3 separate regions of the Homo sapiens genome follow, and all the other regions are linked to region 2. The links are chromatin contacts, found by Hi-C or POLR2A ChIA-PET in ENCODE. All regions are on one chromosome and are shown on one strand. Each heading gives the region's core, a stretch centred on a gene start or an enhancer-like site at or near the end of the contact. The rest is flanking DNA. Distances are from core to core; before and after follow the strand shown.

What was found. A loop is a pair of places that touch in the nucleus more often than their neighbours do. ChIA-PET counts read pairs that join two places held with the same protein, here RNA polymerase II (POLR2A). Pooled maps may share reads with other maps.
Region 1: a loop to region 2 is called in a pooled map, with 2.3 times the contacts of the local background. The contact joins the enhancer-like site here to the promoter of KIF3C in region 2. A Hi-C loop is called at or near these places in 2 of 50 pooled maps. POLR2A ChIA-PET finds 5 or more read pairs at or near these places in 4 of 52 experiments (HEK293T, WTC11, endothelial cell of umbilical vein and 1 more).
Region 3: a loop to region 2 is called in a map of B cell, with 22 times the contacts of the local background. The contact joins the promoter of HADHA here to the promoter of KIF3C in region 2. A Hi-C loop is called at or near these places in 7 of 168 maps with a recorded cell type or tissue (B cell, CD4-positive, alpha-beta memory T cell, CD8-positive, alpha-beta T cell and 3 more), 1 of 37 single-sample maps with no recorded cell type and 17 of 50 pooled maps. POLR2A ChIA-PET finds 5 or more read pairs at or near these places in 7 of 52 experiments (A673, B cell, H1 and 4 more).

What each region holds. Positions count from the first base shown.
Region 1 is chr2:26,267,758-26,271,118 of GRCh38, forward strand. It overlaps HADHB (hydroxyacyl-CoA dehydrogenase trifunctional multienzyme complex subunit beta), which reads left to right. Exons shown (of 16, transcript NM_000183.3): 5 at 2,196-2,240. Among named protein-coding and RNA genes, the nearest start is that of HADHB, 24 kb to the left of the region's middle. Within about 2 kb of position 1,419, at least 3 of the 41 ENCODE cell types and tissues checked have a DNase peak (open chromatin) inside an H3K27ac peak, as active enhancers do.
Region 2 is chr2:25,980,738-25,983,954 of GRCh38, forward strand. It overlaps KIF3C (kinesin family member 3C), which reads right to left and starts at 1,760. Exons shown (of 8, transcript NM_002254.8): 1 at 1-1,760. The coding sequence starts at 1,180. RefSeq lists enhancers at 1-21, 531-1,039, 1,040-1,549 and silencers at 1,539-1,698, 1,839-2,008.
Region 3 is chr2:26,243,155-26,246,728 of GRCh38, forward strand. HADHA (hydroxyacyl-CoA dehydrogenase trifunctional multienzyme complex subunit alpha) reads right to left here and starts at 1,478. Exons shown (of 20, transcript NM_000182.5): 1 at 1,376-1,478. The coding sequence starts at 1,442. It overlaps HADHB (hydroxyacyl-CoA dehydrogenase trifunctional multienzyme complex subunit beta), which reads left to right and starts at 1,785. Exons shown (of 16, transcript NM_000183.3): 1 at 1,785-1,836. RefSeq lists enhancers at 1,320-2,000, 1,855-1,954, 2,813-3,540.

The DNA.
Region 1 (3,361 bases), core at 169-2,668, 290 kb after region 2:
TGAGACTCTGTCTCAAAAAAAAAAAAAAAAAAGAGTAAATAAATGAGAAAGAATGAACAAGTCTTCCTTACAGAAGAATTTTGATTAATAAATATAGGAGGACTGTGTACAGTGGTTCACACATGTAATCCCAGCACTTTGGGAGGCTGAGGTAGGAGGATTGCTTGAGGCCAGGAGTTCGAGACCGGCATGGACAAAGTGAGACTCCATCTCTGCAAAAACTAAAAATGAAAAATTAGCTGGGTGTGGTAGCAGACACCGGTAGTCCTACCTACAAGGGAGGCCGAAGTGGGAAGATTGCTTGAGCCCATGAGTTTGAGGCTGCAGTGACCTGTGATTGCACCACTGCATTCCAGTCTGAGTGACAGAGTGAGACCCTATCTCAAAAAATAAAAATAAATAAAGAATGAGAAAAATAACCATTAGAATACCACATAATACTTGCTGCGAGATCTACAAATGAATGCTAAAATTAGGTGAAATGCTAAGAAGAAACAGAATATTTGCATAGTCTCAGAGAATCTCCCCCAAAATATTTATCAATTACTATGATGATTTCGACATACGTCCGCAAAGTCTGTGTTATTCCTGCCACTGGAAGGTGGAACTTAATTCTCCCCTCAGAATGTGGGCTAGACTTAGTGACTCACTTCTAACAAATTGAGATAAGAAAGGAAAAAATAGTAACTTTATAGTGGAGTAAACTGGCAGACATCACTTGACCCAAATCATCACTTTAACATCACTGGTAGTAAGTCATGTTGATATCATGTGCCCCCTGATACGAAGCTAAGAGAAATACAGTTTACCTCTGTGATATTCTTCCCCTAAATCCATAACCCCAGTCTTCAAAAGTGTCAAGGTCATGAAAGACAAGGAAGACTGAGAAACTGTCACAAATTGGAGGAGACTGAGGAGGCATGACAACTAAATGCAACATGGTATCTTGGATTGAATCTTGGAACAGAAAAAGGACATTAGTGGAACAACTGGTGAGACTCAGATAGGTAGTAGCTTAGTGAATAGTATTGTGCCAATGTTCATTTCTTAGTTTTAATAAGTATATCATGGTTATGTAAGATGTCAGTATTAGAAAAAGCAGGGGAAGGCTGGGCGCGGTGACTCACGTCTGTAATCCCAGCACTTTGGGAGGCCAAGGCGGGCAAATCACCTGAGGTCAGGAGTTCAGGACCAGCGTGGCCAACATGGTGAAATCCCATCTCTACTAAAAATACAAAAAAATCAGCTGGGCGTGGTGGTGGGTGCCCGTAATCCCAGCTATTCGGGAAGCTGAGGCAGGAGAATTGCTTGAACCCTGGAGGTGGAGGTTGCAGTGAGCTGAGATTGCGCCATTGCACTTCAGCCTGGGCAACAAGAGCGAACCTCCGTCTTAAAAAAAAAAAAAAAACAGCAGGGGGAAAGAGGAACTCTGCTCTCTTTTTCCAATTCTTATTTATGTATTTACACAGGGTCTTGCTCTGCTGCCCAGACTGGAGTGCAGTGGTGTGATCCTAGCAGCCTCAAATTCATGGCCTTAAGCAGTCTTCTCACCTCAGCCTCCCAAGTAGCTAGGACTACAGATCCATGCCACCACGCCTGGCTAATTTTTAATATTTTTTGTAAGAGACAAGGTCTTGCTTGCTCTGTTACCCAGGCTGGTCTTGAACTCCTGGCCTCAAGTAGTCATATCACCTCAGCCTCCCAAAATGTTGGGATTCTAGGTGTGAGCCACCATGCTTGGCCTCTTTCCAATTCTTTGGTAAATCTCAAGTTACTTAAAAGCAAAAAGTTTCTTCAAAAGTCCTAATACATCACCTGTAGCCCTGTAGGCATTACAAAATAAATAAATAATATACTTTTAAAATAAAATGTTTAAAGGAAAAGAGACCTCAAAGGTGGGGCTTCACTTTAAAGAAAATTTAGCATATGTTATACTGAACATTAAGGTGTTGGACAACATTTTTGTTCGATTCTTAGCAAGCTCAGGAGGAGTTAAGGCTTGCTAGACTTTTAAGGATGACAAATAGCGAAGTCACACTATTTCTTCATTTGAAATGATGGACTGCCTTGGATAGTAAAGTTAAGTGTGTTTGTAGCAGCATGTGTTTGATGATCTCTGGGTATTTCAAATAGAATGAAAATTTTTCATTGAAGCTCTAGGGTTTTGGTTTAAATTACTGGTTTTCGTTCCCCAGATATAAAGACCTGATGCCACATGATTTGGCTAGAGCAGCGCTTACGTAAGTAAATGCAGTTTCATTTCCGTTCTTATTTCATTAAAGGCACTTTCTCCAGTTTTTACACATAAAATAGCAATTTGTTCTTATTTTAGCCATCTGTACTATACAAATTTAAGCAGCTTATGAATATTGTCAATCTTTATTTTGCAGGCCTAACAGTGTCTTAGCCTGACAGTATACTTTAATGCTACCTTAGCTAGCCACAGGACTCGATTGATCAGCCTAAACACAATACATATATTTGATGATTGCCTTAGGAACTTGTATAAGGGTAGCTGAACAGATTATGTAGATATTTACCTAGAAAGAAGCCTAAAAGACACCTGAAGATTCATGTGCAAACCAAGTAAAAATGTAAAATTAGATGTAGTTAAATAAGATTAGGCTGGATGAATAATTTGGTTGAGAATCATTAAATGTGTTGCTGTTTCATAACATGTAAGGCATTATCTCTTCATTTTCCACTGACACTTTGCCTTTGTGTCTTCAACCAGCCACAGTTCTTTCTTAGTTTGGAGAAACCCTTCAGTTGACCTTTCTGTCCATTCTAACTCTATGTTTGTTTTTTTTTTCTTCCTGCAATACCTCAAGCATGAGTGAAAGAGCAGTTGTTTCTGTTTCCTTATTATTAGTTTCCTCTGTCTAATTGTATAATCATTATTTCCATTTTCCCTTTGTTTTACAGAAACCATACTTTAGAATCTTCTCTTAATAATGGTTTTATGATTGCTCAATGTACTGATCCTTTCTCAGTCCTCTGTCTCTGTACTTTATAGCACTTGACACTGTAAGCTATAATCACCTCTCTTCTGTTGACTTCTTAGTAATATGCCTTTATGATTTTTCTTTTTCTTCTGTATCCTGACTGATTCTTCTGTAGCTTTTTTTTTTTTTTTTTTGAGACGGAGTCTCGCTCTGTCACCCAGGCTGGAGTGCAGTGGCGTGATTTCGGCTCACTGCAAGCTCTGCCTGCCGGGTTCACGCCATTCTCCTGCCTCAGCCTCCCGAGTACCTGGGACTACAGGCGCCTGCCACCATGCCCGGCTAATTTTTTTTTTCTTTTTTTTTTTTGTATTTTTAGTAGAGACGGGGTTTCACTGTGTTAGCCAGGATGGTGTCGA
Region 2 (3,217 bases), core at 510-3,009:
GCTGGGCCTTCAGGCGGGCAATCTCCTCTTGGAATTCCCGCAGCAGTGTGTCCTTGGGGTCCTCGTTCACCCGGGGCTTGTTCTTGATGTTCTTGGCTCGGTTGGCAAAGCGCAAGGTGGAGAGGCTCTCATCGTAGCTGTGAGAAGCTGGCCCCAGTGTGGCTACCATGATGGTCTTGGCATTCCCCCCCAGGGAGTCCTGGAGCAGCCGGGTCAGCTTGGAGTCCCGGTAGGGAATGTGGGTGCTCCTGTTGCCCGCCAGGGCAGCAATCACGTTGCCCAGGGCAGATAATGAGAGGTTGATTTTGGAGGCTTCCTTAGGCCTCTCTCCACCAGCACCACCACCACTGCCTCCACCGCCACCACCGCCACCCGAGGATGGTGTGGCTGCCCCTCCCGCTGTGTTGGGGCCTGCCTTGTTCTGCCTCTCGCTGCCAGCCAGGTCCACGAGGTTGAGCTTGCCCACTCGGATGTGGTCCTGGCCATCAGAGCCACGTTCGCTGCACTCCACAGTGATGATGAAGATGGCATGGGAGCGGGAGCTGACCTCATTCATGTGGGTGCTGCCCACAGCCCGGGTCTGGTTCCCCAGGTTCATCACATGCTCAATCTCCTTGACATTCTTGGTGACGAAGGAGGAGAGGTCCTTGATGTAGACGCCAGTCTCGGGGTTCTCTTTCAGCTCTAGCCTCTTGCCCGGCTCCTTGGAGAGCAGGTCTCGAATCTCTTCCTGGTAGATCTCCAAATAGGAGGCCCGGACCAGGTACTGTTGGTTCTGGGAGCGGGAGATGTGGGTGAAGATGTGCTCAAAGGCATTCGGGATGACCCCGCGCAGCTCGGGCTCCACCCAGGTCCCCTGCATGGTATAGGTCTTGCCAGTGCCCGTCTGGCCATAGGCAAACACCGTGCCATTGAAACCCTGGAGCACGGAGTCTATCAGGGGCCTCACGGTTTCGTCATACAGGTCGGCCTGCTTGGAGCTGGCATCATACACGGCGTCAAAGGTGAAGGTCTTGGGCAGCTCCCCCGGGGCGGCGCGGGGGTTCCGCAGGGTCACCTGGCCCAGTTTCACGTCCATGGTCAGGATCTGCTCGTGACCAGCAGCCTCCTCCTTCCTGCTGAGGGGGCGGCACCGGGCCACCACCTTGAGGGCCTCGCTGGCCTTGGTCTTACTGGCCATCTTGCTGCTCTGACCTTCCTGCCCCCGAGCCCCTCCGCAGCCTGGGCGGTCCTGCTATCCTGCTCGCTAGGTCGGGATCAGCGGGGCCGGCCCAGCCCCCAGGCGCAGCTCTTCAATCCGCATGCAGCCTCCTAGGGTGGGGACGCTGGGAGGTGGCCCCAACGCTGCTGCAGTCCGGGCCTCCACCGCTCTCCGGTCCTCTCTGCACCGGCTGGGAGGTGAATTAGGCAGAATCCCCCAGTCGCCGCGGGAGCAGCGCCTGCCGAGCAGCCGTGCCCGGAGCCCGCCCCATGCAGGAGCAGAGGGAGCGCTGCCGTAAACAGCTTCGGCAACAATGAGATAAAGGAAGAGGAAAATGGGATGGGGGTGGGCGGCGAGCTGTCTTCTCCTCCTTCCTCTAGGGATCCATAGCGTGGGCTGCCGGTCGTGGGCGGCCGGGGGTCCCGGGCCTCCCGAGGGCAGAGGCTCACCTGGAGTCCTCCCCCCAAGCTGGGGGATCATTCATTGCAGCCAGCGCGGCTGCTGCTGCCTCTGCCTCCGCCTTCCCCGCCGCCGCCACTGGAGAATGAGAGAGAAAAACAGAAGGGGATGGGGCGGAGCAGCGGCAGCGAGAGTGATGTTGCCGCCGCGCTGCGGCCCCAGCTAAGCCTCCCGACTGGGGTGGGGCAGGGGGCGGGGCCGCGGGGCGGGAGGCGCGAGCCCGGAGCGGCCCGGGTGCGGGGGACAGGGGCGCATCGCCGTCTCTGCACCCCCGCCGACCGCTCCGGGATGACAGGCTCCGGTGCCGACCCAGGTCCTGCGCCCACCAGTCGGGTGCAGCGCAGCCACCGCCCGCCGTCACCCCACCGAGCCCGAGCATGCCGGGAATTGTAGTCCTGCCTTTGTTAACCGGGTTCTGGCAGGTTGCTAATGCCTTTCCCGGTCCCCCAGTCCGGGAGGCGCCTCCCTCATCCGCATGCCACCCCTTGAGTGACTGCTGAGCTTGCACCACCTATGCCTGGTCCCTCCGAGCCACCATCCTCGGACACCCCCCTGCTCCTGCCTTTCTGCCTGCAAATGGGTGCGCGTCACCCCTCCCCGTCAGGGTGTCGCCAGGCCTCCGGGAACCGAACTCCTAAATGTTCCTTGACTCTGTCCTTTCCTCCCCCTGTCCCGGTCTACTTCTGGCCTTCCTCTTCTCTCTGCTGGAGCCCACCTTCCAGCTGATTCTCTCGCACCTTATGTCCGCACAAGCACCCGGGAGCCCCCTCGCTCCTCCTCCACCGCCTTCCTTGTGTGAAAGCCTCTCCATCTTCCGCCTTCGCAGCCTCACCGCCACTACTCCTCTATAGAAAAATCTGTGTTCCAGACAGCCATTTCTTCAGTTATCCAGCGCCTGCTGAGCCCCAGGCCCCATTCTAGGATCTGGGTCCTTCCTGTCCTCAAGCAGTGCACATTCCCGGAACCGTGTTTTGTTTCTTTAACTGGCTTTGCTGTGCAGCATCTTTGTGCTTTTGCCCAGAGGCCTGGTCACCCTTCGGCACTTAGTGCCCTGCCACTTGGGCAGTTCAAGCACCTCCTCCTCCACGAAGCCTTCCCTTAGCAATTTTTTTTTTTCTATAGTGAAAGAGGCACAGAATTTACCTAAGACAAAACCTGGATTGAAGTTCCAGTTCTGATGGCCATCCAATGGAGTGGCTTTGAGCAGTCACTCCCCTTGCTCCAGCCTTAGTTTCCTCATTTATTTTTTTAAAAATTCGAGGCGGGAAAGAAATAATTAACAACTACTTCATGGAATGGTTGGGAGGCTCAAATGAAATAATGAATCATGAAGTACTGTACCATGAGAAGTCCTGCCCTGGCTTGGATTGCCTGACAGCTCCTGCTTCCTTGAGTATCCTGGATAGACCATGTCTGTGCTTGGTGTTCCTCTATGGGAGTCTTAATCTTTTTTTTTTTTCCTGTAGGATACAAATAAAGTGTAATTCCACAAGGCCAAGGACCAAGCCAGAGTCCTATCCATGGTCCACTCTGCAGAGGGCAGTTGAGTCTGTGGAC
Region 3 (3,574 bases), core at 228-2,727, 260 kb after region 2:
TTAAGGCATTTGTCCAAAGTAACACAGCTAGTGACTAGAACCACGTGCCCTGGCTACCACTTCCGAGTGACATCAGCTGCCGATCCATAAGAAATACCTTCAAACCAATGCAGGGGTAAGATAAAAATTACACGTTACTTTTCAAAAGTGTTGTGAAAATAGGGGAAAAAAACCACCAAACCTGTAAGGAAACATAACCGAAGGCTAACCGTAGGTAAGCATATGAGTAGTAAGACAATGGGTGATTCGTTTTTTTTTCATCTCTTTCCTCAATCCTTACAGCATTTCAATGTTCTATAATGTGCTTATGTTATAATTGGCAAATACATGCTACAGTTTTGTGGAGACTAAAAACAGCTGTTGAAAAAAGGGAGCAGAAAAATATTCAATCATTAAAAAAATCCCCTTACAGTAAGGGATTTCAGCTACTTGTCTAAAAAAAGCATACTACTTCAGCGGTTCCGGAAGAGGGAAGAGAGGTAATTCATATTACAAATTAAATTAAAAGTTAAAATTTCTAGTTAAGTAACTTATTAAGCACAACATGCAATAAAACGTTGTCCACTTTTGACTTTACAGATTTGGGATGGAAAGAAAATGCAACGTTTCCTACAACCACCCACTTTAACCCTTTCACTGCCAGTTTGAAAAGGAAAAACACTAGCTAATACAGGCTGACTGGGAATCATCAGATTACAAATCGTTCTCAGAACGATCTAACATTTTATTGCTTAAGGTAGAGGTATTAGCGTATTTTTAAAGTGTGTCTTCCAGTAAGTTGCAGAACTTCCCGCTGAAATTCAAAATACTATACGTTCACACTGACATTACTGAAACTGCAAGAGTTGAGCTCCCTACTTGATTGGGGTAGTAAGCACAAAAATGGTTTTGAGGGAACGGAGCAGGGAGGGGCAGTGATCTGCAAGGCTGATTAATCCCATACAAGACAGCGCTTGTTGCGGGGTAAGGTGCTGTTTTTAAGACAGCTCTTGTTGCGGGGCAAGGTGCTGTGGAGCCACAAAGATGCGACAGAATGGATCCCGATTCTCCTGGAACTCCGGATCAAGAAAATATGAGGGGCGTGAGCCCAGAAGTGCGACGCAAGAGACCCGCGGAAAGGTGACAGAACGAGTGGCACCAGACTCAGAAAGTTGGGGAGTTAGGAAGCCTGAAATCGCCGCAGGAGTCGTGAGAGGGGAAGTGACAGTCTCTTCAGAAGGTCACGGGAAACCGGGTCCCAGGGCAGTATCCCCACAGAGGGCTGCGTCTCCGGGCTGGGGCAGGCGGCAGCGAAAGGGAGACGCGGCTCCGGGGCCACCCCAGTCCCGGCAGGAGTTCTGCCCGGAGGTCTGGGATGCCCTCGGCCAGGCCTCACCTCGGGAGCGGAGGATCCTGAAGGCAGAAAAGCGGCTGAGGATGCCAATCGCCCGGCAGGCCACCATCTTGAGCTGAAGAGGACAGCAGTGGAGAGCGCCTCTAACGGGTGCGGCCGAGCGGAGGACTTTTCTCCCGTAGCCTGGCAGCCAGGCGCCTGGAGCACTGCCTGACTAAAACCCAGATGCCGAGTGGCCGCCGGCCCCTTAGCCCTGCCCCTCGCTCCTGGCTAACATGGCCGAAAGGTCGTATTCTCCGGGGGAGGACGGGGGCCCGGAGAGGAGGGGGTGGAGTGCCTGGTTTTCCAGTCAGGCGGCCGGAGGGCAGCCCTCAAGAACGGCCCTGACCGCCCGCGGGGTGAGGGGCCCTTTCTGGGCAGGACCCGCCCCTTGGTCCCGCAGAGCCTTGGTACTTGGACCTGAACCTTGCTCCGAGAGGGAGTCCTCGCGGACGTCAGCCAAGGTGAGACGGCGAGCCCTCAGCTCTCCGCCCGGGCTTTCCCAAAGGCGAGATTCCACTTCCTTCCCCGCAACTGTCGCCGGTGCCCCCGGCCCCCTCCCCTCCCTGGGAAAGTGGGAGTTGAGGGAGCGGAAGGAAACTCCTCGGACAAGGTCGGCAGTGCTAGCTGCAGTTAGGACAGTGACTTGGACTAGCGTTCCAGCTGAAGTTCGGGACAGTAGTGTCACCTGCGCCCTAATTTATCATCACAAGTTAACGAAGTCTGGGGGTGTGGGGGTGTGTGTGTGTGTGTGGGTGTGTGTGGGCGTGTGTGGGCGTCGGCCTTAATGTAACCCTGGTCTGCGTAGAAGTGTGTGTTGTTTCGCCTGCTTCCCCTGTACCCAGGTCGGCGGCTATAGAGATTGTGGACGGCGCCATGGGTTTGCCCGATTTCTGCTGTAAAGAATAAGACTAGGTCAGGTGACCTTTCGGGGCTTGAGTGTGGGAGGAACGGAGACAATCCTCCATCCGGCTCCGTTATCCAGATAATCCTGCGCTCTCGGGGGTTTTCCGATCTGGATGATTATCTATCTGGTCGTTCACACCTCAGCTCACTTAAGCGGTGAAGAAACTGCCTACGAATCAGAGAGAGTGATTTTACCCATGGCCATATGTAGTAGAAATAAGACTGGAGCCTAAGTCTACTAACTCCTAGTGAAGAGTTCTTCATTGCATGGTAGCTGTTTTTGTGCTGGAATGATGGGCTGGAGTCCTGGAATAAAGTGATTGATTTCAAAAGGAAGTCACATTGAGAGCCTGCTGTGCTCTGGTCACCTTCATACCTTTTTGTTTAGTCCTCACATTCCCCAAATTATTATCATTTGCATTTTCTAGATGAAGTTTGGGAAGCTCAGAATATATACATTTTCTAGTCTGTGACAGACCTAGCATTCAGACATAAGTCTGAGTCTCACTACTCGCCAGACTGACAGCTCTGCAGGACAGGAAACAAGGGGCATCGAAGTTAAGACTGAAATGAGTATAGAGACAGAGTAGAGAGGTTTCTGTTTAAAGCTCAAGTTGCATAGTGAGTGCTCATCATGTGAGCACTTTAAGCAGAAACTGGATGACCTGACCACTTCTGAATAAATTGCAAAAAGGATTCTTGATAATCTTACAAGGTTTTTACAGTTCAGAGCCTGCCTCCTGCCCATGTAATGCTTTCTTCAACACCTAACTGCGTGTAACACTTATTATTTAGGTCAGAAGTGGTAAATTTTGTTGTTGTTGTTAAAGGTCCAGACAGTAAATAGTTCAGGATTTGCAGGATCACTTTGGTCTCTGTTATATATTGTTTCTTTTGTTTTGTTTTGTTTACAACTTTTTTTTTTTTTTGAGACAGTTTTGCTCTTGTTGTCCAGGCTGGAGTGCAGTGGCGCGATCTTGGCTCACTGCAGCCTCCTCCCGGGTTCAAGTGATTCTCCTGCCTCAGGCTCCCGAGTAGCTGGGATTACAAGCGCACACCACCACGCCGGGCTAATTTTTTGTATTTTTAGTAGAGACGGGGTTTCACCATGTTAGCCAGCCTGGTCCCGAACTCCTGACCTTAGGTGATTCGCCCACCTCTGCCCCCCAAAGTGCTGGGATTACAAGTGTGAGCCACCACGCCCGACCTTACAACTCTTTAAAAATGTGAAAAACTATTTTTAGCTAGAGGCCCGTGTGTTGTAGTTTGCCAATCCCTGATTTAGATCACTCATTT